5 separate regions of the Homo sapiens genome follow, and regions 2, 3, 4 and 5 are each linked to region 1. A link is a loop called in an ENCODE intact Hi-C map of the cell type or tissue named here. Cell type or tissue: PC-9. All regions are shown on one strand. Region 1 overlaps ARHGAP18 (Rho GTPase activating protein 18). Region 2 overlaps LAMA2 (laminin subunit alpha 2). Region 3 overlaps LAMA2 (laminin subunit alpha 2). Region 4 overlaps LOC105377995 (a long non-coding RNA gene). Region 5 overlaps THEMIS (thymocyte selection associated).

The links. Hi-C counts contacts between places; a loop is a spot of excess contacts. Peaks named below come from ENCODE experiments on the same cell type or tissue, not always from the same donor. Only the 100,000 strongest peaks of a DNase experiment are listed, where the experiment ranks them.
Region 2: it touches region 1 in a loop (4-fold over the local background); 9 of 110 quality-filtered maps call a loop at or near these places.
Region 3: a loop joins it to region 1, with 4 times the contacts of the local background. A loop is called at or near these places in 3 of 110 quality-filtered maps.
Region 4: a loop joins it to region 1, with 10 times the contacts of the local background. A loop is called at or near these places in 3 of 110 quality-filtered maps.
Region 5: a loop joins it to region 1, with 5 times the contacts of the local background. A loop is called at or near these places in 6 of 110 quality-filtered maps.

Annotation. Positions count from the first base shown.
Region 1 is chr6:129,572,695-129,577,694 of GRCh38, reverse strand. ARHGAP18 (Rho GTPase activating protein 18) reads left to right here. Exons shown (of 15, transcript NM_033515.3): 15 at 1-1,563. Among named protein-coding and RNA genes, the nearest start is that of ARHGAP18, 130 kb to the left of the region's middle. In PC-9, CTCF peaks have their summits at 2,021 and 2,222 (motif pointing right); a DNase peak (open chromatin) is centred at 2,104; H3K4me3 peaks cover 762 bases; H3K27ac peaks cover 759 bases.
Region 2 is chr6:129,367,772-129,372,771 of GRCh38, reverse strand. It overlaps LAMA2 (laminin subunit alpha 2), which reads right to left. Exons shown (of 65, transcript NM_000426.4): 34 at 2,782-2,880. Among named protein-coding and RNA genes, the nearest start is that of ARHGAP18, 340 kb to the left of the region's middle. RefSeq lists an enhancer at 1,772-2,281. In PC-9, CTCF peaks have their summits at 1,974 and 2,179 (motif pointing right); a DNase peak (open chromatin) is centred at 2,201.
Region 3 is chr6:129,250,005-129,255,004 of GRCh38, reverse strand. LAMA2 (laminin subunit alpha 2) reads right to left here. Exons shown (of 65, transcript NM_000426.4): 13 at 4,792-4,893; 14 at 2,710-2,921. Among named protein-coding and RNA genes, the nearest start is that of LAMA2, 370 kb to the right of the region's middle. RefSeq lists a silencer at 3,153-3,357. In PC-9, CTCF peaks have their summits at 2,516 and 2,715 (motif pointing right); a DNase peak (open chromatin) is centred at 2,704.
Region 4 is chr6:127,603,173-127,608,172 of GRCh38, reverse strand. LOC105377995 (a long non-coding RNA gene) reads left to right here. Exons shown (of 4, transcript XR_942977.2): 1 at 1-81; 2 at 1,276-1,367. Among named protein-coding and RNA genes, the nearest start is that of C6orf58, 28 kb to the right of the region's middle. In PC-9, CTCF peaks have their summits at 1,723 and 1,928 (motif pointing left); a DNase peak (open chromatin) is centred at 1,932; H3K27ac peaks cover 54 bases.
Region 5 is chr6:127,734,402-127,739,401 of GRCh38, reverse strand. All of the region lies in intron 4 of THEMIS (thymocyte selection associated), which reads left to right. Among named protein-coding and RNA genes, the nearest start is that of LINC02536, 73 kb to the right of the region's middle. In PC-9, CTCF peaks have their summits at 2,058 and 2,263 (motif pointing left); a DNase peak (open chromatin) is centred at 2,251.

The sequences.
Region 1 (5,000 bases):
CATAGCTGGCTTTACGTGTTGTCATTATTAGCATTATAAATATGCATGATAGTATAATCCAGTAATGGTTGAAGAATGTATTTTACTTAAAGAGGGATTTTTTTTTTTAAGTCCTGAATAAGTCTACTGGAAGAATTATTCTTCTGGGTGAAAAAGCTTTTGTTTGTGTTCTTATTTTAAATAATCGGAGTCAATTTATTAAAATGTTCTTGAAAGTACTATTCCCAGGGATTTTAATGCACAAACCATATTGTGACAAGAGATGAGCCTCTGTACTGTAAATAAGAAATGAAGTAGAGAAATGTTAAATATTTTATGAGTTTAGAATATAGTAAATAAAAGGTGATGTAAATGAATGCTGCACAAACGGTGTTCATGATACTTTTAGTAGTACTTTAGGAAAAACTACACATTCTCAGAAGCTCTTGATGTCTCTAATGAAGGGGGGGAATGCTGTTAATGAGAACAGTCATAAATTTTTAGCATATAATTACAAGAACAGCCTGTGGATATGATCACTTAAATGATTTTGTGGTGATTCGTGCCATTGCTTTTTTATTTAAAAGAAAATTTTGTAATTAAATGCCTTTTTCTAAATTATCTTCTCTTGGAATCATTACTTTTAATCCTATGTGTTTATGAGTATTTTTGCTTTTTTTTTATTAATATTGAGAAATGGACTTTTTTGTTATTAAAAGTCACCTCTATTTTCTATTTTCTTTGTAATTTTTAAAGTAGGAAGATGTCAGAGATGTAAATATGTTTTCGTCTTTAGTTTTTTTCCTTTTACAAATTTTTATTCTTCAGGATTTTCAAAATACAGTTTAGTCTGTTTCTTTGACAATATGTATTAATTTCCCAATTAGCAAAATGGTACTTATTAGTGGGTTGAAAACAATTAATAATATAAAAGAAAAATTAAGTGCTTAAAACATTTTAGGAGTATACAACTTCAAAAAAAAAGATAGCAGTGAGGATAATGATTTAAGTAAAAGGTTGTCTGAAGCATATGCCAACTAAATTTCGCAACGTTTGCTACCTACCTGAAAAGGAGGGTCAGGAGGGAGACACAACATATTTTTGATCATGAAAAAGTATCTTAATTTTAAAAAAGTGAAAATGCCATTTTATTTTGAATCCCTTTTAGAACTCACGACCCAAGTTCATCAATGTTGAATAATATCACGTTTAAATAACAAAAAAATATGGACTTTAAAAAATCTCAAATTTTTTAGAGACAGGGTCTTGCTCTGTTTTCCAGATTGGAGTACAGCAGTGCATTCGCGGCTAACTGCAGCCTCAAGCACTGGGGCTCAAGCAAACCTCCTGCCTCAGCCTCGTGAGTAGCTAGGACCACAGGTGCATGCCACCATGCCTGGCTCTAAAGAGAAAAAAAACTTGATACCATAGAGCCTTGAATATAAATATCCTGATGTTAACCTACTGCTTTTGCTGTGATTTTTTTTCCTTAGTGAGTTTTAAATCTCAGGCTAGATTTTTATTTGTTTTTCTGTGTGTGTATGAGACAAAATAAAAATAAATATATTTGCCTTGAGTTTAAAACATTTGAATTCTTAAAGGAGGACTGGTTGTCCTGGTAACGTTGGTGATGCTCTTTTCTGAAAGAGGCTTCATTAATCTGTTCTCACACTGCTAGGAAGAAATACCTGAGACTGGGTGAGTTATAAAGAGGTTTAATTGACTTACATGGCTGGGGAGGCCTCAGGAAACTTACAGTCATGGCAGAAGGGTAAGCAAACATGTCCTTCACATGGTGCCAGGAAGGAGAAGGATGAGAAGCACAGGGTGAAGCGGGGAAAAGCCCCTCACAAAACCATTAGATCTTGTGAGAACTCACAATCACAAGAACAGCACGGGGAACTGCCCCCATGATTCAGTCACTTCCCACAAGATCCTTCCCCCAACATATGGGGATTACAATTCAGATTACAATTCAAGATAAGATTCGGGTGGAGACACAGAGCCAGACTGTATCAGAGGTCATTGTAATTCTTTGCACTTACACAATCTTTGCTTAATGCTGCTGTAGGATTCGATGTAAATTCCTTACTAGTACTCTCTGGGAAAGGCAGATTATTTTACCGACTTCAAGGAATTTTTCATTATTGTCTGTCTTCGTTTTCATTAAACTGGTTTGGACTCTCCATCTGATTGTCCTGATTTCTCACCTACTCATCAGTAGGTGGCAGTATTGGTCAGGCATTCCTTTGAATCGAAACTACGGGAAGTTTTTAAAATGAACCCGAGTTCATAGGGAAGTTGCTAAGACTCAGTGCCAGGCATCTGCAAGGCAGCTAGGTAAGAACACTGTGGAGCTCTTGCTTTGATTACCGATTCTGAAATTGTAAATAATTTCAGAGTTTCTATGTTCAATCTGTTTGTCTGCTTTTATCCTTAATCCATTGAATGGGAAGGGCGGTAGAAGAGGACATTTTTCTAAGCTGAAATTAGGCTTTTCACAACGTCCATTTCAAGCAGAACGATTATGACAAGAAGGAAGGCAGTGAACCGGGAAAGTAAGTGAAGGGATGTCTAAGATAAGAAGGCATAATTAACTTTTTTTTTTTTTAATATAGTTTAAGTTCTGGGATACATGTGCAGAACGTGCAGGTTTGTTACACAGGTATATATGTGCCATGGTGTTTTGCTGCACCCATCAACCTGTCATATACATTAGGTATTTCTCCTAATGCTATCCCTTCCCTAGCCCCCCAACCTCTGACAGGCGCTGGTGTGTGATGTTCCACTCCCTGTCTCCATGTGTTCTCGTTATTCAATTCCCACTTACGAGTGAGAACATGCGGTGTTTGGTTTTCTGTTCCTGTGTTAGTTTGCTGAGAATGATGGTTTTCAGCTTTATCCATGTCCCTGCAAAGGACATGAACTCATCCTTTTTTATGGCTGCATAGTATTCCATGGTGTATATGTGCCACATTTTCTTTATCCAGTCTATCATTGATGGGCATTTGTGTTGGTTCCAAGTCTTTGCTATTGTGAACAGTGCTGCAGTAAACACACGTGTGCATGTGTCTTTATAGTAGAATGGTTTATAATCCTTTGGGCATATAGCCAGTAACGGGATTGCTGGGTCAAATGGTATTTCTGCTTCCAGATCCTTGAGGAATCACCACACCGTCTTCCACAATGGTTGAACTAATTTACACTCCCACCAACAGTGTAAAGTGTTCCTATTTCTCCACATCCTCTCTAGCATCTGTTGTTCCCTGACTTCTTAACGATCACCATTCTAACTGGCATGAGATGGTATCTCATTGTGGTTTTGATTTGCAATTCTCTAATGACCAGTGATGATGAGCTTTTTTTCATGTTTGTTGGCTGCATAAATGTCTTCTTTTGAGAAGTGTCTGTTCATATCCTTCACCCACTTTTTGATGGGGTTGATTTTTTCTTGTAAATTTGTTTAAGTTCCTTGAAGATTCTGGATGTTAGCCCTTTGTCAGATGGATAGACTGCAAAAATTTTCTCCCATTCTGTAGGTTGTCTGTTTACTCTGATGGTAGTTTCTTTTGCTGTGCAGAAGCTCTTTAGTTTAATTAGATCCCATTTGTCCATTTTGGCTTTTATTGCCATTGCTTTTGGTGTTTTAGTCATGAAGTCTTCACCCATGCCTATGTCCTAAATGGTATTTCCTAGGCTTTCCTCTACAGTTTTTATGGTTTTAGATCTTATATTTAAGTCTTTAATCCATCGAGTTAATTTTTGTATAAGGTGTAAGGTAGGCGTCCAGTTTCAGTTTTCTGCATATGGCTAGCCAGTTTTCCCAACGCTATTAAATAAGGAACCCTTTCCCCATTGCTTGTTTTTGTCAGGTTTGTCAAAGATCAGATGGTTGTAGATGTGTGGCGTTATTTCTGATGCCTCTGTTCTGTTTCATTGGTCTATATATCTGTTTTGGTACCAGTACCATGCTGTTTTGGTTACTGTAGACTTGTAGTACAGTTTGAAGTCAGGTAGCATGACGTCTCCAGCTTTGTTCTTTTTGCTTAGGATTGTCTTGGCTATACGCGCTCTTTGTTGGTTTCATATGAAATTTAAATTATTTTTTTCCAATTCTGTGAAGAAAGTCAATGATAGCTTGATGGGGATAGCATTGAATCTATAAATTACTTTGGGCAGTATGGCCATTTTCACGATATTGATTCTTCCTATCCGTGAGCATGGGATGTTTTTCCATTTGTTTGTGTCCTCTCTTATTTCTGTGAGCAGTGGTTTGTAGTTGTCCTTGATGAGGTCCTTCATATCCCTTGTAAGTTGTATTCCTAGGTATTTTATTCTGTTTATAGCAATTGTGAATGGGAGTTCACTCATGATTTGGCTCTCTGTTTGTCTATTATTGGTGTATAGGAATGCTTGTGATTTTTGCACACTGATTTTGTATCCTGAGACTTTGTTGAAGTTGCTTATCAGCTTAAGGATATTTTGGGCTGAGATGATGGGGTTTTCTAAATATACAATCATGTCATCTGCAAACAGAGACAATTTGACTTCCTCTCTTCCTATTTAAATACGCTTTATTTCTTTCTCTTGCCTGATTGCCCTGGCCAGAACTTCCAATATTATGTTGAATAGGGTGATGAGAGAGGACATCCTTGTCTTATGCTGGTTTTCAAAGGGAATGCTTCCAGCTTTTGCCTATTCAATATGATATTGGCTGTGGGTTTCTCATAAATGGCTCTTATTATTTTGAGATATGTTCCATCAATACCTAGTTTATTGAGAGTTTTTAGCATGAAGGTGTGCTGAATTTTATCAAAGGCCTTTTCTGAATCTATTGTGATAATCATGTGGATTTTGTCATTGGTTCTGTTTATGTGATGGATTATGTTTATTGATTTGTGGATGTTGAAGCAGACTTGCATCCCAGGGATGAAGCCAACTTGATCGTGGTGGATAAGCTTTTTGATGTGCTGCTGGATTCAGTTTGCCAGTATTTTATTGAGGACTTTCACATCGATGTT
Region 2 (5,000 bases), 200 kb after region 1:
TTATTGCCGGTGGGAATGCAAAATAGAAAAGACCATTTGGAATACATTTTGGTAATTTCTTTCAAAACTAAATATACTCTTACCATACCATCCAGCAATCATGCTCCTTTATATTCACCCAAATAGGTTGAAAACTTAAGTCCACACAAAAGTCTGCACAAAGATGTTTACAGCAACTTGATTCATGCTGCCAAAATTTGGAAGCAACCAAGATGTCCTTCAGTAGGGGAATGAATAAGTAAACAGTGATATGTCTAAACAATGAAATATTATTCAACACTACAAAGAAATGAGCTATAAAGTCATGAAAAAATATGGAGAAACCTTAAGTGTATATTACCAAGGGAAAGAAGCTAATATGAAAAAGTACCACACTGTATGATTCCAGCTATATATTCCAAAAAAGGCAAAACTATGGATGTAGTAAAAATATGAGTGGTTGCCAGGGGTCAAGGAAGAGGGAGGTATGAATAGGTGAAGCATAGAGGAGTTTTCGGGCAGTAAAACTTTTCTATATTTTACAACAACGGTGGACACATGTCATAATGCATTTTTCCAAACCCATAGAATGTACAATACCAAGAGGGAACCCTAATGTAAACTATGGACTTTGGGTGATGAGGAGGTGTCAACTTAGGTTTATCGACTATAATAAATGTACCATTCTGGTGGGGAAGGTTGTGGGGGCAGGGAGTAGATATGAGAACACTCTGAACTTTACACTCAATTTTTCTTTGAACTTTAAGCTGTTCTAAAAAATAAAGTCTGTTTAAAAAACATAGCATGAGACAATCTGCTGGAAAGGGTAAAGAGTATAGGTTGAGACATAATAAAGATCTGACACTCTTAATGAAATACTTCTTGTGGCCAGGTGCGGTGGCTCATGCCTGTAATCCCAGCATTTTGGGAGGCCAAGGCAGGCGAATCACAAGGTCAGGAGTTCAAGACCAGCCTGACGAACATGGTGAAACCCGTCTCTACTAAAAATACAAAAAAAATTAGCCAGGTGTGGTGGCACACACCTGTAATCCCAGCTACTTGGGAGGCTGAGGCAGGAAAATCACTTGAACCCGGGAGGCGGAGGTTGCAGTGAGCCAAGATCGCACCACTGCACTCCAGCCTCGGCGACAGAGCAAGACTCTGTCTCAAAAAAAAAAAAAAAAAGAAATACTTTTTGTGTCTCTAACGTCAGATCATTAGACTATACTAAGCCAATGAGGGCAAGGACTGCGCAGTTTTGCTCACACTTCTATCCCCAGTGTCATAATTCCTAGAACATGAGAGACTCCCAAAAAGTATTAGTTAAGTGAATGAATGAATGAAATGCCATTTATTACATGAAATTTTTTCTAATTACCCCTAAGCAGATGAAATTATTCTATTATTAAATATTTCTCCAGAATTTCTTCCGACTTTATTTTATTTCATGTTTTATTATATACCTGCATGCAGTTGTCTAATATGGTCCTCCATACACTTAAATGCTGATGTACACACACACACACACACACACACACACACACATCTCAAAGTTCTTTGAAGACAGATTGAGCCTCATTCATATTTTTCATCTGCCAACACGTAACTTAGGCTTTGTATGTTATGAACATTTATGTGTGCTTGTTAAATTGATTTATTCTACCATGACCTGTTAGAAAATTCTTATTTATAACAAATATGAATTATTTCATATTAAATTAATATGAGATAAATGCACTCAATTTAATCTAATGTCTACATACATTTGGCAAGAAACTCCGTGTTGTATCTGTACATTCTATATTGTTGCTATGAGATTCTGAAAAAGTGTTTAGTATGCTATTGTAACATCAGGGCCGTTGTTTAGCATTATGTGCTCAGAAGCCTATTTGATTTTCCTGTGGATATTTTCCTAAACCGACAGCAGGCTATGTAGAAAAAGTACTGGGCCAGTGGGAATCTTGAGACTGGGTCCAGCTTAAGTCCCTGAGTTTAGCAAATTGTATGGCCATTGTTAATTCGTTTCACTGTCATGGCCCGAGGCAGCTCTTCTTTAAAATACAAAGTGGACTCGATAATCCCCAGGAACCTTCTAGCTCCAATACTCTTTATCATTTAAAGCTCTTAGATAATCAAATTAAATCCGTACTTTGCAGCCCCGTTTCTAGCTTCATGCATATTTCTGGCCACAAGATGGCGGGCTTTATGTTGTTTTCTTCATTCTCTAACTGCAAAAAGTTTTTAATACCATCGCAGTTTTGAAAATTTAAAATTTCCAATTCTTTAAAAAGCCTGATAAATGCAACATGGACTTTACATTCTGACTTTAAAAAGTGTCTTAAGCACTTTGGAGTCTCACAATAGAGAAGATTTCCTCTTTTGTGTGGAAAGACTGATTTACACTGTATTTCTATACTAATGCAAAAATCCCACGATGAGATGAAAGAGACCACAAGCATTTTCATTTGTTTTTCTTTCTCTTTACACAATCAAAGATAGTGCTTTTGGAAATCAGAACAGATACAAACTTTACCACGGAGGCTACTGAATAAAGTTCTCAAAATACACTGTCATTCTGGACTTTTTAGCCATTGACAATTTCCAGGTATCCCCAATTTTTCTGCGTGCTACTGATTTCTATGATTTGATTTGAAGCAGAATTAGCAAGTCAGAATACATCTATTTTATATACCAAATTGGGAATTAGGAAGAAGGTGATTTGCATTTCAGAACTTTGAAGTAATTTTCCTTCATTGACATAATCTATCTGCTTTCAGAAGATTCATAATTTTGCCACCTTACCCTGGTCAGCAGCTCGTTCATTTCGGTCACGAGTGTATTCAGATTGCCCTCTGCCAGCTGAATAAGCCTCTCTGGGGCCCGCTGAGGTGACAGCAAGTGCTGAAAAAGATTCCATCCCATAAACATTTTTAGTAAATGGCCTTGCAGTGATAGTGTTCGACAGAACACATTTTTGTATATAAAAGGAACTTAGCCTTCTCACCTTCAAAGAAAAGATAAGGAAACTATTTCAACTGGGCACTTACACATTGAGTGTCATGCCAAATATTCAGGCAAATAATAAAAATTGCAGTGACTTATTGAGAAATTACTATGTGCCAGGCTTTTTATGTTTTGTTTTTTCATTTAATTTTCACAACAGCTCTATGGGGGGTAAGCATTATTCCATTTCATGAAAGAGCAAACTGTCTTGAAGACAGTTAAAAATGTGCACGAGATCACACAGTCAGTAAGGGGTAGAGTTAAGATAAACTCCTTGCCTGGCCCATTTAAGGCTCCCATTCCAATTAACAGAGACACAGATCACAGGTAAAAAAGAGAACGGCAGGCCTTAACATAGAGACCTGGCTAGGCGCTAACTAACTGGCCTGTCCTCGGTGTTGCTAGGAACTGGCCTAACAGCAGGGCCATATTTTTTTCCTATGGAACATAAATAATCTCATAGGACACTAAATTAGACAAGGTCACTCTGAACCAGTGATGAATGAAACAGAAAAAAAGAGACTACCCTGTAATGTCTAAGCGCAGACAAAACCATAGCGGGTTTTGTGTAGACCACAAAACTACCCCAACCTCCCATTTCCTGGCTAATATGAATGAACACTGCCTCCTTATTAATCATAGCTTTATCCTCCCTCTGTTCTTCCTTCCCTCTAGATAGGATTCACAAAATACTCACAGAATTACTCCCACTTCTGAATAGCACCCAGTTGAGTGCTAACCTTAAGTTATCTAGCACAGCCTCAAATACTAGAAGTTATTCCTAACACCTTCTTATTGAGACAGCCCACAATTCCCCCATGGTGTTCAGTGCCCCTTGTTGCAACAAGTTAATAAATCCCACTTTGTTCCATCACATGTGTGTCCTTGATGGTCTTTGGCTGAAGCTTGGGGAGCACTGACATAGTTAAAGAAATTGAGCAAAGAGGTGAAATAACTTAAGTTTTTATAATACCAGAAGGTGATCCTCAGTATACAAATGTCAAGTGAATGATGGAAGAAGAACAAAATAAAAAATCAAGAAAGACTAGAATTTAAGGATAATCCAGGTCATCTGGATCAATATCCAGCCAGAAGTGGATGGGTCACTGAATCCCTTGGCTTAGAAGATGTTCACAAATTGGAGCCTCTTCTATAGGATCCTCTTTACTTCATCATCCATTGCTTAAGTATTAGTTTTAAAATGTTTCATGTTCAACTAAAATGTTTGCTTTTCTAGTTTAATTTATTTTTCTGTATTCTCTCCATATACAAGGAAAATAACTGATCGGCATTCTTTTCATTAAAACTCTTCACTTCCCTGAATACCAGGACCACAAGGTAAACTCAGGTTCCTCTGCCTGGCTTTCAAGGTTGTCCATCATATCACCCTGCCTCACTGAAGTCTCCAGCCTTATCTTTCACTAGCAGGTCTGACTTTTAATATCTGCCAGACAGATCTAATTCACACCACTGCCTCTGCTCACATGGCTCTGTTAAGCACAGCTGCCTTCTCCCTGTGTCCTCACACGGCAGAAGGCAGAATGTTTGTGTCCTTCTAATATCCATGTGTTGACATCCTAGTTCCCAATGTGATGATATTAGGAGGTGGAGCCTTTGGGAAGTGATTGAGTCATGAGAATGTAGCCTTCATGATTGGGATTAGTGCCCTTATTAAAGAGACCCCAGAGAGCTAGCTATCCTTTTCCTCAGTATCCAGATATTAAATGAATTAAATGTGGGGTCATAGCAAGAAGTCACCCTCTGTGAGGAACAGGCCTTCACTAGACATTGAACATTGCTGGTACCTTGATCTTGGGCTTCCCAGCCTCAGAACTGTGAGAGATATATTTCTATTGTTTATAAGCTAATCAGTTTATGGTATTTGTCACAGCAGCTCCAATGGACTGTGACAGACTTTCAACATATAAATTTGGGGAGATGTAAATATTCAGACCATGACAACTTCTTTCCTATTTCTTGGAGTTTCTGTAAAAGCTATGTATGGTAATCCATTTAAG
Region 3 (5,000 bases), 320 kb after region 1:
CCAAGTCATGTGACACATCTACCCTCCAGGATTAGAGAAATGCAATATCCCCTATAGATGAGATTGGAAATTTGGTGAACTCTACTAATGTCTACTGTAAAGTTAGAGGAAAATACACTTTGTGCAGAGTTCTATATCTAATATAGGTGCTTCATAAAAGCCTTTCTTGATTTAAAGACCAAGGATGTTACTAAATCCAAGTCTTGGATAATTTAAAGGTGAAAGATGCACAGTTCAGTTAGGTTGATTTCTCTTATATTCTTAAAAGAAGAATGAAGAGTTTTCTACTTGTGCCTTCATCTTCCTAGTGAAGACAGCGAGAAGAAAATAAATTAATTTTATCTAATGGGTCTCAGCATTCTGGATAAAAATGATAGTAAGAACTGTCATATGTATGGAAATGCCAGTATGTGCCTTTCTTTAGAGGTCTCTAAGTCTTAATGGTATTTGGAGAAAATGTGATCCTTTGGGATGAAGTAGATAAGATAGAAATGCTTCATATTTGTGTGCTGGGTTACCACTAGCCAAGTGCTTTTGCAGCTCTCTAATTCAATTCTTGCGGTGACTTTTTGAAGCTGGCAGAGCAATTGTCCTCCTCCTTATTTTACAGATGAAGTGATTGAAGTCCAAAGAGGTCAAAGCCATACTTATGTTTACAACTATTAAATAGCTGAGTTGAAAACAAAAGTCAAAATTCTTGACCCGCAGTCCAGTTCTCCTTCTGTTATACAATTCCATCTAATCATATAACTAACTGGAGGAACCTAAGCCCATTTGCTGAAAGAACTGCCATGGAAGTAAATCCACTGTAAATAAGTCTGAATATGAATTTTTGTTGAGCTTCAATTTACTTGTGCTTGTACACAAACAGTATACCAAGTCGAAAGCCTACTGTGCAAGACAAGTTGAAATCAATTCAAGTGATGTTTTACAAATATGACTCAATCTACTAGTAGATCAAAGATAAAATATAACAAGCTTACTGACTGACTCCAGATTCATGCCGACTTTCAGCTCACCTGAGTGGGTAGGAGTTTCAAATTTGACATTGGCTTTTACTTATTGAACCACAGTGCTTTAGGTAATGTAGGTGACAGAAAGTAGCCACCTACTTGGATTAGCTCTTGTGTCATTTCACAGAGCCGCGCTGTGAATGCATTCCTCCTGTATGGCGAAACCTCAGAAGACTGCAAATGAAACCAGTGATTTTAAGACGGGTAGACACTGAAACTGTCCAACATAAATCAGGGGGAAATGTCTTTGTATTAACTAGCCTGAAAAGCAATGCTGACAAAAATATATAAGCCCCCCAGACACTTTTTTTGTCAATTTGGTTGTCATTCATTTTGAAAGCTGGAGGACTCATTTCTTTGTACTGTTTAAACATCATGACAACCTCTATTTGCTAAATGTGAAAAACATAATTAATTCCTAAGTGCTGCTTCTCATCTCCATGGCATTTTAACCCAGCTTCTAGAAGAATTGCCTATGCAAAAGAGGTACATTGTTTGGCAATGGTTCTGTTTATGATTCTGCAGTTCTCTCCTTTGGGAAATGGTAATGATGATTAGACTAAGTTGAAATATTACCAGTGAAAGGCAAACTAGGCAGCACAGGGAAATGATGAGGGACAGGGAGGTGAGAGGTGGTGGTGTCAGCAATAAAAACTCCAATATTGGAGACATTGCTTTCATTAAAGGTATACCGGGTTGTCAGGCTGGGGTCACATTTGAATGTCTAACTTAACCTGATTTAGAAGGAAGTTCCTATGACACCTTGTGTTATTTATTATTAGAGTAGAAAACGAGAAGCGTAAAGAGCTCATTCAGACACAGTTGAAGTTAAAATTCTGTCAGATAAAAATGTCATTGTTTTAAAAATAAAAAAAACAAAGCCGCCTTACAGCAGTTAATCAGACCCGAGCATATTTGGTTCAAGTCAGGTAGTTCACTCTTTTAAAAAAAGGGGGCGGGGAGAACAAGAAAAAAACTGAAAGTGTTCTAGGTGATGAGTACTTTCCTAATGATCACATATCATGTTAACAAAGACCCTGAAAAGTAGGCATTACTATATCCACTTTACACTGAAAAGAAACGTTCCTCAAGGCTTAATCACTTGCCAAAGGTCACACATAAAATAAGCAATAAAGCTTATTGAATTTCTATTCAGTTTGGCTCCAAAGTTCATATTCTTTCCTTTATACCATATGGCTGTTATAGTCTTAAAGTGTTTTATAGTGAGATGGGTGGTCACTTAAATGAAAAGACTTACTTTTCTTATTACAATCTATATACTATTAAGCCAGAAACTAGTTAACAACTACTGGAAGGAAATATTTTAAAAACCACTTTCCAAATAGGGGTGCCCTGGAATTTATATCTTTTTAGCTTCCCACGCTATGAGCCATCATAAAGGAGACTTTATTTTCCAATATAACATTTCTCAATATAGGAATCGTTATTGATCACATGTTCTGACAATTGTGAAAGAATCATCAATAATAATAAAAACCGAGACAAATTTATTCTGCATATTTAAAACTGTAAAGGTTTAAGAGAAAAATCTTTCAGAAAACTAGGGCTCCGTTCTTATCTGCTCTTTGAAGACAGCAAATCCTAGGTGCCTTAAAAAATTCACTCCTGGGGCGGCTCCTGCACCTTGGCCCCAAAGTAAATGTGTGAACGTTGGAGCTGCAGTTCTTGATTTTACCTGAAGATGGCATCCATCCCAAAGCTGTATGTGATTTGTAGGAGGACTCTCTTCAAATTCGCAAGCACTGTCATAAATTCCTTTCTACGGACTGGAAAATGTGTGCCATGTATGGTAAATGATTCTTCTTTAAGTAACAATACATTAGTATGTTCTTCAGATGGGTGCAGGTACACCTCATCTTGGGCTGTGCTGATGCTCAAGTCATTACCCTAAAGGGGGAAAAAAAAGAAATAAAAAAGAGTAAAACTGAAAAGAGGGTACAAAAGTGTCAAACATATCTATATTTGTATCCTCCACCCTCAATAGACTTTTAACTTTAAAAATTTATGTTTATTTTTTATTTATTTATTTTTTTTTGGAGACAGAGTCTCGCTCTATCCCCCAGGCTGGAGTGCAACGGCGCGATCTCGGCTCGCTGCCACCTGTGCCTCCCAGGTTCAAGCGATTCTCATGCCTCAGCCTCCATAATAGCTGAGATTACAGGCGCCTGCCACCAAGCCTGGCTAATTTTTTGCATTTGTAGAAGAGGCGGGGGTTTTGCCATGTTGGCCAGTCTGGTCTCAAACTCCTGACATCAGGTGATCCACCTGCCTCAGCCTCCCAAAGTGCTAGGATTACAGACATGAGCCACCACACCCGGCCTTAGTAGACTTTTATTTTCAGGTTGGCTTTCCCTGTCATTCAGGGAATATATTTGTGGTATACATGAAGGGAAGGCAATGCAATTTCAATATTAGCCTTAGCCAAATGCATTATGAAGCATATGCTTCTTGGTTTGGCATGACCTTAGTTCCCTGTTAACTAAAATAATAGCTACCTGACAACTCATAAACATATATGTGATTACAAACACCTTGAATTGAAAAAAGTGCACGAAAGTTACATATTTCAAACTGTAGATGGATGTGGGTTGTGTAGAACAATAGGGAAAGAAACTTAAAACTGAATTAAGCTATTATTTTAAAGGAACTTACTACATGGGAAAAAACAAACAACAAAAAAGACTGCAGTCTAATTCTCAAAATAGGACAATGGCATCTAAGGAGTATATTGAATGACCTATGACACTTAGGTAATCCTTCTTGTCTTAGTTCATTCACATGAATGCTAAATAATTTCACTCAACACTTTACATTTAGAGAACTCTTTTCACCTTAAAGGAATTCCAAAGTATACATCTAGTTGCCATATATATATATATATATATATATATATAGAGAGAGAGAGAGAGAGAGAGAGAGAGAGAGAGAGAAAGAGAGAGACAGAGAGAGAGAGAAAGAGAGAGACAGAAAGAGAGAGAGCAGACCACTTCATCCAATACTGGAAAATGTCCATTTTGAGAAAAGAATTTTTCATTTTGTCATAGATTCACATGCATGAAAGTTTCAAGACAGGAAACAACAGAGCCTGGTGCTAAATTAACATCTACCCATTTGGAATAATGAACATGCATGTATGTGTGTGCCTCTGAATACGTATCAGTGTCAAGGGGAGGAGATACATTATTGGAAAGAATGGATATGATAAGAAAGGGTGGCAGAGAGCCTCTAAGGAAACTTCAGGCTTTGAGCATTTTGAAGTTGCCTATGGCCCTTCAAATCTTGAAAGCAGTTTCTCCTGTACCTTTCTTACCTAAAACAGGATTCTGAAGTCAAGATTTAACTATAGCTAAATAAACAAGTTTCCTGTTTCATTTTATTTTATCTAATATAAACAAGGGAGTAGACAATAAAATCTATCTGGAAGCAAGAGAAAACAGGAAAAACACAACCATGTAAATTAGCATGTACCTAAACACTTTCATAATATTTAAATTTTGGAAATATGGTCCTTATGTTTGAAATTTAATTTCAAGTCTGGTCTAAAGTTCTCCTTTATCATTCAAACCCAACAAATATACTCAATCTTCTAGATATGTCTCAGAGTGAAACAAAAGAGTGGCACAAAAATCTCCTAAGGTATATTTTTTTTTAGTAGTCCTGTAAGTCAGTGTCAAACCAGGCAGGTAAAAAATACAGTACTGGTAACCTTAAGTAACATCAGGAAGTAACACGGGTGAACATGCTCTCAGTACTCTACCTCTAAGATAATCATAAGCTGGAGAACACGTTCTGTATCTTCTTCCTCTTCTTCAAGGTCATATGATATGGTAAATGTCAACTGTCCTCCTACTGCTGGGAGCTACAAGACAGAAGATGCATAATCATTACGGGATAGGAGATGGGCTATTAAATCATATTTTACTTACTGTTGTATACGAATTTTATTGTTCTATAGGGCAGTATTTG
Region 4 (5,000 bases), 2.0 Mb after region 1:
GCATTTGAAAGCCACATTTCAGGCTAGCTGTCTAACACTCTTGGAAATTCGCTAGCCCTGGAAGGTGCAGTTACTTCCCAGGTCTGGAAGGCTTCCAAGAGATTTATTATAAACGTGATCTTCCCTTTTTAGATCTATCAACTATCTATTAACTATCCATCAACTGTCTATGTATCATCACCTACTTATCTGTAATTTATTTCATTTTAAAAATAGTTGTATAAAGCTCCATCACATAAATACGTCATTATTTATTTAACCATTAATTCATTAATGAACATTCAGTAAAGTTGCTGCAAAATATCTTTCCTGTGTAAGCTATAATACGATGGGTCTTTTTACATCTTTAAATTGTGTTATTAAAAGTGGAATGACTGAATAGAGTTTACGAAATTTATTTTGGTATAAAGCTGAGAAAAAGATACACCTTTCTTTCTTTTTCCTAATATTTAGTCAATGAACCCAATTACATAAATGTAATAATCCTTTCCCCCCATTGTTCCAAAGTACATTTATCATATACTATTTTTAAAAAACAAAAAATCTATCTCTAGATTATTTTTTCATCCAGAAATACTGTTTTTCAAATTCTACTCCAATGAGCTAGTAATCTGTCCATCTTGTGCATCACTCAGTGCTCGCATGTCTAAAGATTGTGGCTATATGACAAATTTTAGTATCTGTTTAGAGAAGCCCCATCCTGGTTTGGGGGGTTTTTTTAAGAGAAAAACTCCTGGGTTTTCTTATAGGCTTATTAATCTACACTGGGGAGCATCCAACTTTTTGTAATGTTTAAGTAAAATTACAAGTTAAGTAATATTTTAAGTTTTGTAGCCCATTAGGTTTCTATCAACTAATCTACCCAGCTTTTGTAGGGCAAAAAGCAATAGACAATATGTTAGTGAATGCGCATGGTATGGTTCAGTAAAATTTTATTTTTGAGAACAGGTGGTGGACTGGATTTGGCCCAGGGCCATAGATTGCCATCCCCTGATCTAGATAAAATTTACAATATATTGGCCAAGTATAACATATACTTTTATTGGCTCATATCAGCCCCATCATTAAAACTCTTACTCTTTTTCCCTTTTCCTCATCAAGTTATATGTCAGCTTTCATGATCTGGTTAACAACCACCTTAACAGTCTTATTTATAACAATTTCTGCACATAGACTTAGACATGTCAAAATACTTCTTATAATTTATTATCTTTTGTATTGCCACACTTTTGCACAAATTATTTTCTTTTCAAAAATGCTATTTCTGGCTGGCAGGCAAAGCAAAATGGCAGAGTAGATCTCTCCAGCCATCTTACTCCCACAGGAACATCAATTTGAACCACTATCCACAAGAACCTTCACAAGAGGTAAGGGAACCTGAACATGTGAGTGAGATTATGAAGCCCCCTGGACTGCAAAAATGAATAAAATTGTGGTGGGATAGTAAATTGGTTCTCTGTGATCATGATGCTTGTCCTCCACAAGCCATTATGGAAACACATGCAGAAAATCCCCCTGGACTCACAGTTTCTACAGTGAAAAAGTGAGCTGGATGGAGGTGAACAGTAGGCTTCCTCACTATCCTGGGTTCCTCAGTGAGAGATTCACTCTGCATCAGCCCGCAGGGAGAATCACAAGTACTGATGCAGGGCTGAACCACCAGAAGTCAGTTCGCGTCAAAGGGAGGGGTGGGGCTAGGGGCAGCCAGCAGTGGAACTTGGCAGTGGCTCACCATCCCTGCCAGAAGAGACCCCACACCAGAGAGGCTGTTTATGGGTGCCACACTGTGGGAAGCACAGTCCACAGATGCTCTGGAATCTAGAGGCTGACTGGCTCTCCCACATGGCCCTGAGAGCCCTCCATAAATCTATCAGCCCATCCAGCTGGAACAGCTTTAGTGGTGGAGTCATTGTGAGTTTTGTTTCTAACCTGGTCATCAGGTGCCCTCTAGTGCTTAAATAGAATACAATAGCCAGTTTGCTCAGAATTTCTCAACAAGCCCACTGAAATAGTAAGGTCACAAATTCAGACATTGAAAACTAGATGAAGAAAAAGTGCTGACAAAACACACACACACACACACACACACACACACACACACAAAACATACAACCAAGAATACTGTGCTTAGCAAAAGTATATTTCGGAAAAGTAAGAGAAATAAAAAAAATTCCCAAACAAAAAAGCCGAGGAAATTTATTGCAACCAGGCCTGCCTTATAAGAAATACTAAATGAAGTTCTTCACACTGAAACCAAAAAATGCTAATGTTTAGCACAATAACATCTGAAGATATAAAGCAAATTCAGAATATTCTAACAAGACAATCGTGGAACATGAACCATTTACATCCATCATAGGAAGGCTGAAAGACAAAACAAATGAAAATAATAATTACAAAACTTTGCTAAGAGATAAGAAATATAAAAAGATATAAATTAAGACATCAAAAATGCAAAATGTGGGGAGGTAATGGAACTAAAAAGTAAAGTGGATTTCTTCTTATGATCAAAATTAAATTGCTATCAATTCAAAATAACCTGTTATAGCCATGTTTTTAGTAAGCCTTGTATTAATCAAAAAACAAAAGCATTTAATAGATACATTAAAAATAGCCAGATCAAAACATGCTAATAGAGAAAATCACTTAATCACAAAGGAATACAGTAAGAGAAAAAGAAACAAAGATTCTACAAAACACATAACACAGAAAACACATAACAACATAGCAAAAGCAAGCCGTCACCCATCAATAATGATGCTTAATATAGATGAATTAAATTATCTAATTAAAAGACATATAATTGCTCAATGGATTAAAAAATAAGACCCAACTTCATGCTGCCTACAGAGATGCACTTTACCTGTAAGTGAATGCACAGACTGAAAACGAACGGATGGAGAAAAATATTCCATGCAAATGGAAATCAAAAGAAAGCAGGAGTAGCTATACCTATATCAGATAAAATAGACCTCAAGTTAAAACTATAAGAAGAGACAAACAAGGCCATTATATAATTATAAAGAGGTCAATACAAATAAGAAGATATAACAATCATAACTATATATATGCACTTAACATTGGGGCACCTAAATATATAAAGCAAACATTAATAGATCTAAAGAGGGAGATAGACAGCAATACAGTAACAGTAGGGAACTTCAGTATCCAACTTTTAGCAGTAAACAGATCGTCTAGACAGATAATCAACAAAGGAATATCAGATTCAAACTGCACTCAAGATCAAATGGACCTACCAGACATTTACAGAACATCCAACAGCTATAGAAATTCACATTCTTCTCAGCTGCAAAGGGAACATTCTCTAGGACAGACCACATGTTATGCCATGGTAAAACAAGTTTTTACAAATTAAAAAAAAATCAAAATCGTATCAATTTACCTTTTCTGACAATAGTGGTATAAAACTAGAAATTAACAACAGGAAATTCTTTGAAAACTGTACAAATACATGGAAATTAAACATGCTCCTAAAAAACAACAGGTCAATGAAGAAATTAAAGGAGAATTCTAAAATATTATTGAGATAAATGAAAATGGAAATACAGTATACTAAAACTTAAGGGAAATAGCAAAATTAGTTTTTAGAGGGAAAATTATAGTAATAAACATCTACATCCAAAAAGAAGAAATGTCTCAAATAAACTAACAGAACACCTCAAGAAACTAAAAAAGCAAGAACAAACTAAGCCCAAATTTAGTAGAGGAAAAAAATAATAAAGATCAAAGCACAGGCCAGGCGCAGTGGCTCACTATGATCCCAGCACTTTGGGAGGCTGAGGAGGGTGGATCGCGAGGTCAGGAGATCGAGACCATCCTGGCTAACACAGTGAAACCCCGTCTCTACTAAAAATACAAAAAATTAGCCGGCGTGATGGCAGGTGCCTGTAGTCCCAGCTAGTCGGGAAGCTGAGGCAGGAGAATGGTGTGAACTCGGGAGGCAGAGCTTGCAGTGAGCCGAGATTGCACCACTGCACTCCAGCCTGGGTGACAGAGTGAGACTCAGTCTCAAAAAAAAAAAAAAAAAAGATCAAAGCACAGATAAGTAAAATAGAGACAAATAGTATAAAATATCAATGAAACAAAGATTTGTTTTTTTGAAAAGATAAAAAATCAACAAATCTTTAGCCAGTCTAAGAAAAAATGAAAGACGTCTCAAATAGATAAAATTAGAGATGAAAAATAAAGCATTACAACTGATACCACAAAAATACAAAAGATCATAAGAACCTACTATGAATAATTATACATCAGAAATTTGAAAAAAAAACTGGAAGAAAGGAATAAACTCCTGGACACGTAAAACCTATCAAGACTGAATCAAAAAGAAATAGAAAATCTGAACAGACAAATAAGAAGTTACAAGATTGAAGCAATAATAAAAAGTCTCCCCATCAAAGAAAAGTTCGGGATGTGATGGCTTCACTGTTGAATTCTGCAAAATGTGTAAGAAGAACTAATATCAATACTTCAGCAATGATTCCAAAATAAGTGAAAAAGAGTAAACTCTCCTAATTCATTCTAAGGGGCCAGTATGGCCCTGATTCCAAAACTAGACCAGGACACAACAAAAAGATAAAACTACAGACCAATATTCCTGATAAACATAGCTGCAAAAAATCCTTGATAAAATACTAGAAATCAGGATTCAACTCCACATTAAAAAGATTATTTACCATGATCCAGTGGGATTCATCCAATAAATATATTGATGCTTTAATATACACAAGTCAATAAATGTGATATATTACATTAACAGAACAAAGGATTCAAAACACATAATCATCTCAAAAGATGCAGAAAAAGCATCTGACAAAAGTCAATATCTCTTCATTATAAAAATCTCTCAACAAATTAGGTATAAAAGAAACATACCCCAACATGATAAAGCAATCTACCCATTCTGGTCTCCCAAAGTGCCAAGATTACTGGCATGAGCCGCTGCTCCCAGCCTTATTCTTCAAGCTTTCAGAGTTCTT
Region 5 (5,000 bases), 1.8 Mb after region 1:
TGCTGGGATTACAAGTGTGAGCCACTGGGCCTGGCCTAGAAATAATTTCTTATTTTTTTTCCCATAATTTCTTCACTCTTGCTCTCTGTCTCTCTCTCAACTCTTTGTTCCTTGGAATTGAAATTCATTTTTTATCTTGGGCTTCTTATTCACTTTCTGACCTAGTTCCCAAATGCTTCTCTTTTGACTCTTCTTGAATATTCTTTTATATGGCAAAACATGTGATTAAGGATCTTGAGAAGGGGTGTTTGTCATGGAGTGGTGGGTGGACTGTGAATGCCATCACAATATTCTTAGAAGAGAGAGGCTGAGGGAGTTTAGATGCACACAAGCACAGAAAAGTCAATGTGAAGATGAAGACAGGGCTTGCAATGGTGCAGCCATGAGCAAAGGAATACCAAACTTCTGACCTCCAGAACTTTTAAAGAATATATATATTTTTAATTAGGCCACCCTGTTTGTGGTAATTGGCTATAACAGCCCTAGGAAACTAATATAATACACCGGACTTACCAAGGAATTAACTTGGAATTATCAGCTATGGACATAGCGGTTCATATCAATATGAATATTTATATATATTCCAGGCATTTTGAAATTGTACAGAAATGTCCTAGACAGAAAACCTCTCATGAGTTATTTAACTGATTAATTCACCACTTATGTCTCAAGGGCTAAACGGAAATTTCCAAGGTTATCAAGTAGAAAGACTTCCAAGAGCACACCATCTAGCCAGACAGACTTGAAAATAAGCAAAGTCAGGGCTTACTCAGGGAATTACAAAGCAAAGCATAGAAGGGGAGGGGTGAAATGGAGTTGCAGAATAATCGTCAAGGTCGTAGGTAGTAGTCTGGAATTTACAATGTGGGCAATAGCAATGGAGTTATAGAGGAGTTAGAGAAGTTAAATTGACAACTCTAGTTGTATATGAAAAACCTTGTAACTCTTTGCTATTGTAATAAGATAGAACTTTCTCAGTTTCAACTGCCCTAAACCACACTAAGGCCTTTCCATGTTGCTTTGTTTGCCTAAATAATTTGGCCTCAAATTCTCCAGCCATAGAAAATATTCCTTTTCTATGCATGATTGTATCCACATATGCTACATTATTTGGCAATTGGATTACAGTCTGATTCTCTGTGGATCACAGTGAATTTTGCTCTGGGTAATGAGTATTTTTTTACTTAAATTTATACTGAATTCTTGCTTTATATTATGCATATTAAAATGGCTTATACCCTCTAGAATTACAGCATACTATATTATTGAGTGGGAGTGAGGGGAGAGAATGAGACCTTAGGCCAGGGTAGGATTTACCCGTAGCTTTGTTCAACAGCTCATGCTTCTATTAGTTATAAGTAGAACAAAACCAAGGTAAGAAGGATAGAGGCCCACTCCAGATGTATCTCCCTGAGTCACCATCATGCCCTTCCTTGAAGTCTCTTTCCCTAAAGCCCCGCCCTTTTCCCTGCACAAGCACGTTGTATAAAGTATAAACAGTATCTAAGATTATGTGAATTCCTGTCTTGAAAAAGCCATCCACTAATACTGATCCATGTCAGGGGTATGAATTTGTTAGAGGTACAAATTAAAAATAAGTTAAAAAACACATTAAGGTTCTCTCTAGTAGTAAAGAGGGAGTTGATTAATTCTCAGTTGTTTATGACTCCTGAATGCAAATGTCACTCATCATTGTGATAAGATTTTTATTCTTGAATTAGTTTATGATATATTTGTGCCCATGTAGTGAGTAAAATCCTCAAATATAACATGTTAGGCAAGATCTCAGGGAAATATGTATTAAAAAAGGTAAAATTAAATGTATTTACATAGCTCTTTGCCAAGAAAATGAAAATGTTTTAAGTAAATATTCCAGGAGCTAAGATTAGATGAGAATACTTGAGATATGGGTGGCATTTGAATACTTACTTGGCTCTGCTTTAAGAAACACAATACTCTGAAACATTCACTAGTGCATTTACCAGCCTCTTGGAGTCCTGAGCATCAAGAAAAGGTGCCAACTGTGATCTTGAGAGGCTCAACTTAAGCCTGGAGTTTATGTAAATAGCCTTTGTCCTGAAGATATATGTATGACTTGAAAAAATAAAAACCTCTGTCCATGGAAGTCTCTTTTCAAATGACAGACATTTAATCCTAAAGCCATGAAATCCTGGCAGATTTCCCATATTCAAACTAAGTGCATAGATATAATGACACTGCTTCCTCAGCCAGGAGTAGCTACACTCTGAAAGGTAGTTGCCAAGAGCCAGGGAAGACTGCCATCTGGTGGGAATATATAATTACTACCAAAACACAAGTCACAGTCTCCTGGTTGCTTTATTAAGGTATTTGTTTACAGTCTAACTTTAAAGGCAACAGTGAAATGAAAATTTAAACCAAACACTACAGGCATCAAATGAACAACATTTTAACTCATAACTAATAGTTATTATTGTTTTAGAAATTTTATCCTATTATTTTGTTATTTTACCTTTTCTATGACATGTCAAGGAGAAGCAGACAAATATTTTTTCTTTTTTTTTTTTTTTTGATCATTTGGTTTTCCTTTACTTATGTCATAGTTTTCAAAACTGGGATAATCCTTCTTGTTACAAAAAGGGCAATATGATGCGCACCTCAGACTACATTAGGAGATAGAAGAATATAGAGAAATTAATTAAATGGCAAATAATGAAAGTAATCCAAACATAGATCTGAAAATGATGAGTCTTTAGCCTAGACTCCAATTTGATTTGCATTTGAGGATATTGTTTAATCCTTTTGTACTTGATAGATTTATGGTTCCTCTATGAGCTGGGTGTCACCTTGGCAAATGATAATGCTAGATCACATACTTGCATAGAAATTTTAATGTACTTAAAGTGCTTATGTGATCCGGGGGCTAGATCTGGGTGTTAGAAAACCATATCAATAAATACTCAGCTCTTAAATTTCCCCTATTATCAATTTTATTCCCTACTTATCTAAATTTCACTCCCTTCAAAGTGAATGTGGGAGTGGGTTGAAACATTTTCTGCAGAGTTTCAGATGCTATATATATGTTTGTGTTTGTCTGTGTGTGTGAGAGAGACAACTATACTTCATATTAAATATTTTCTCAGTATAAATTTGTCTCTCCACTGAATTTATAAATTATATATAATAAAAACAATTTTCTCTAAATATACAATTTTAAACATGTATCACTAAAACCCCAAAAGGAAATGAAATGTCTAAATGTTTTGTTCTTGACTAAGTGAGAATTTCAGATATAGGTAAAAAAGACAACTGGGCCAAACATCCTTCTCTCTTTCACTCCCTACAATTCACCAAGCACAAAATCCGTGATGGATGGTAAACTTGCCCACACTGAAACATGTGGTCAGTGTTAGTGCCCACCAGCAAATCCTTCCAGATTCATATGACTGGATTTACTTATGATGATTTGCTTAACAAAAGTAATTTATGTAGTTTCATGAATGCTTTCAGGATTTGGAGCTGAAAATCCTCAAAAAGAGCATATACTAGCTGATTTCCCTGATGTTCCCTGATGTTGGAAGAATCATTGATCATCATTAAATAAATAAATATACCTGTTCCAACATCTTGTAGCAGGTGGCACAGAGTTGACCATGTGTGAAAAAAATTCATCATCCACTAATTCTGACCTGCAAATTCAGAAGAACTGCCCTGGCAACTGTCATTCCAGGGCTTTCTGAAGTTGTAAACACACATGGCAGATTGTTCCTGTTCTGTAGTACCTGGGCTTCTTGATCGCAGTGTCAGCTGATTCAGAAGTTGTTCTTCCAGGTTCCTCTCATGATCCACAATGTTGACTTTGAAAACACCATGTATCCTCTATTTAAAAGCTAAAAATCCCAAACATATAACCCCAATATGCAATCAATATTAAATAAAAATCACGTGCATCCAAATCATCTGCTAACTATGGATTCTCTTTTCACTGAAAGTCATTGCTCCTTTTAGATATAGTATGAAGTTCAGGAAAGCTGAAGTTGCTACAAAAGATACAGACTAATGCTTTCTGTCAACATACACACACAGACACACACACACACACACGCACACACGCCCCTATTTGTAACAGATTTAGTCTTTAATTATCAAGATGTTTCTGAGAGCAAGTTACAAAGGTTAGACGCCCCGCATTCATTTGCTCAGTCTTGTTGTTAGATTGCCACCTTAGTCCCTGTCTATTCCTTGCAATAATGTCTAAACTATAGGTTCTGTTTTAGCTTCCAGAGTAGTACAGAATCAAGTCTCTAAAATTTTCGTCTGCTGAGACTATAGATCTAACAATATCATCCTAATCTAGTAATGATCTTCAATTTTGACTTTAGAAGGGAGAGATTATTTAAGAAACAATATCTTAATTCCTGAACTCCAGTATATATATATATACACACACATATACACACACACATATATGTATATATATACATACACACACACACACACACACACACATATATATATATATATATTTTTTTTTTTTTTTTTTTTTTTTTTTTTGAGACAGAGCCTTGCTCTATCGCCCAGGCTGGAATGCAATGGTGTAATCTCGGCTCATTGCAACCTCAGCCTCTCGGGTTCAAGCGATTCTCCTGCCTCAGTCTCCTGAGTAGCTGGGACTACGGCGCGTGCCACCACACCCGGCTAATTTTTTGTATTTTTAGTAGAGAGGGGGTTTCACCATGTTAGCCAGGATGGTCTTGATCTCCAGGCTTCGTGATCGGCCTGCCTCGGCCTCCCAAAGTGCTAGGATTACAGGCGTGAGCCACAGCGCTCGGCCTCCATTTTTTATGCACCCTCACGTCTTACACAAGCAAATTATTGTCTTGATTTCAAGACTTAGACCAAACGTTTTCTTACAAAAAATTTCAAGAATACACAAAAAGCAAGAGAATAGCATAATGAACCTCCAGGTACTCATTACCTGACTTCATCAACCGTTAACTCAGGACCAATTTTGCTTCATT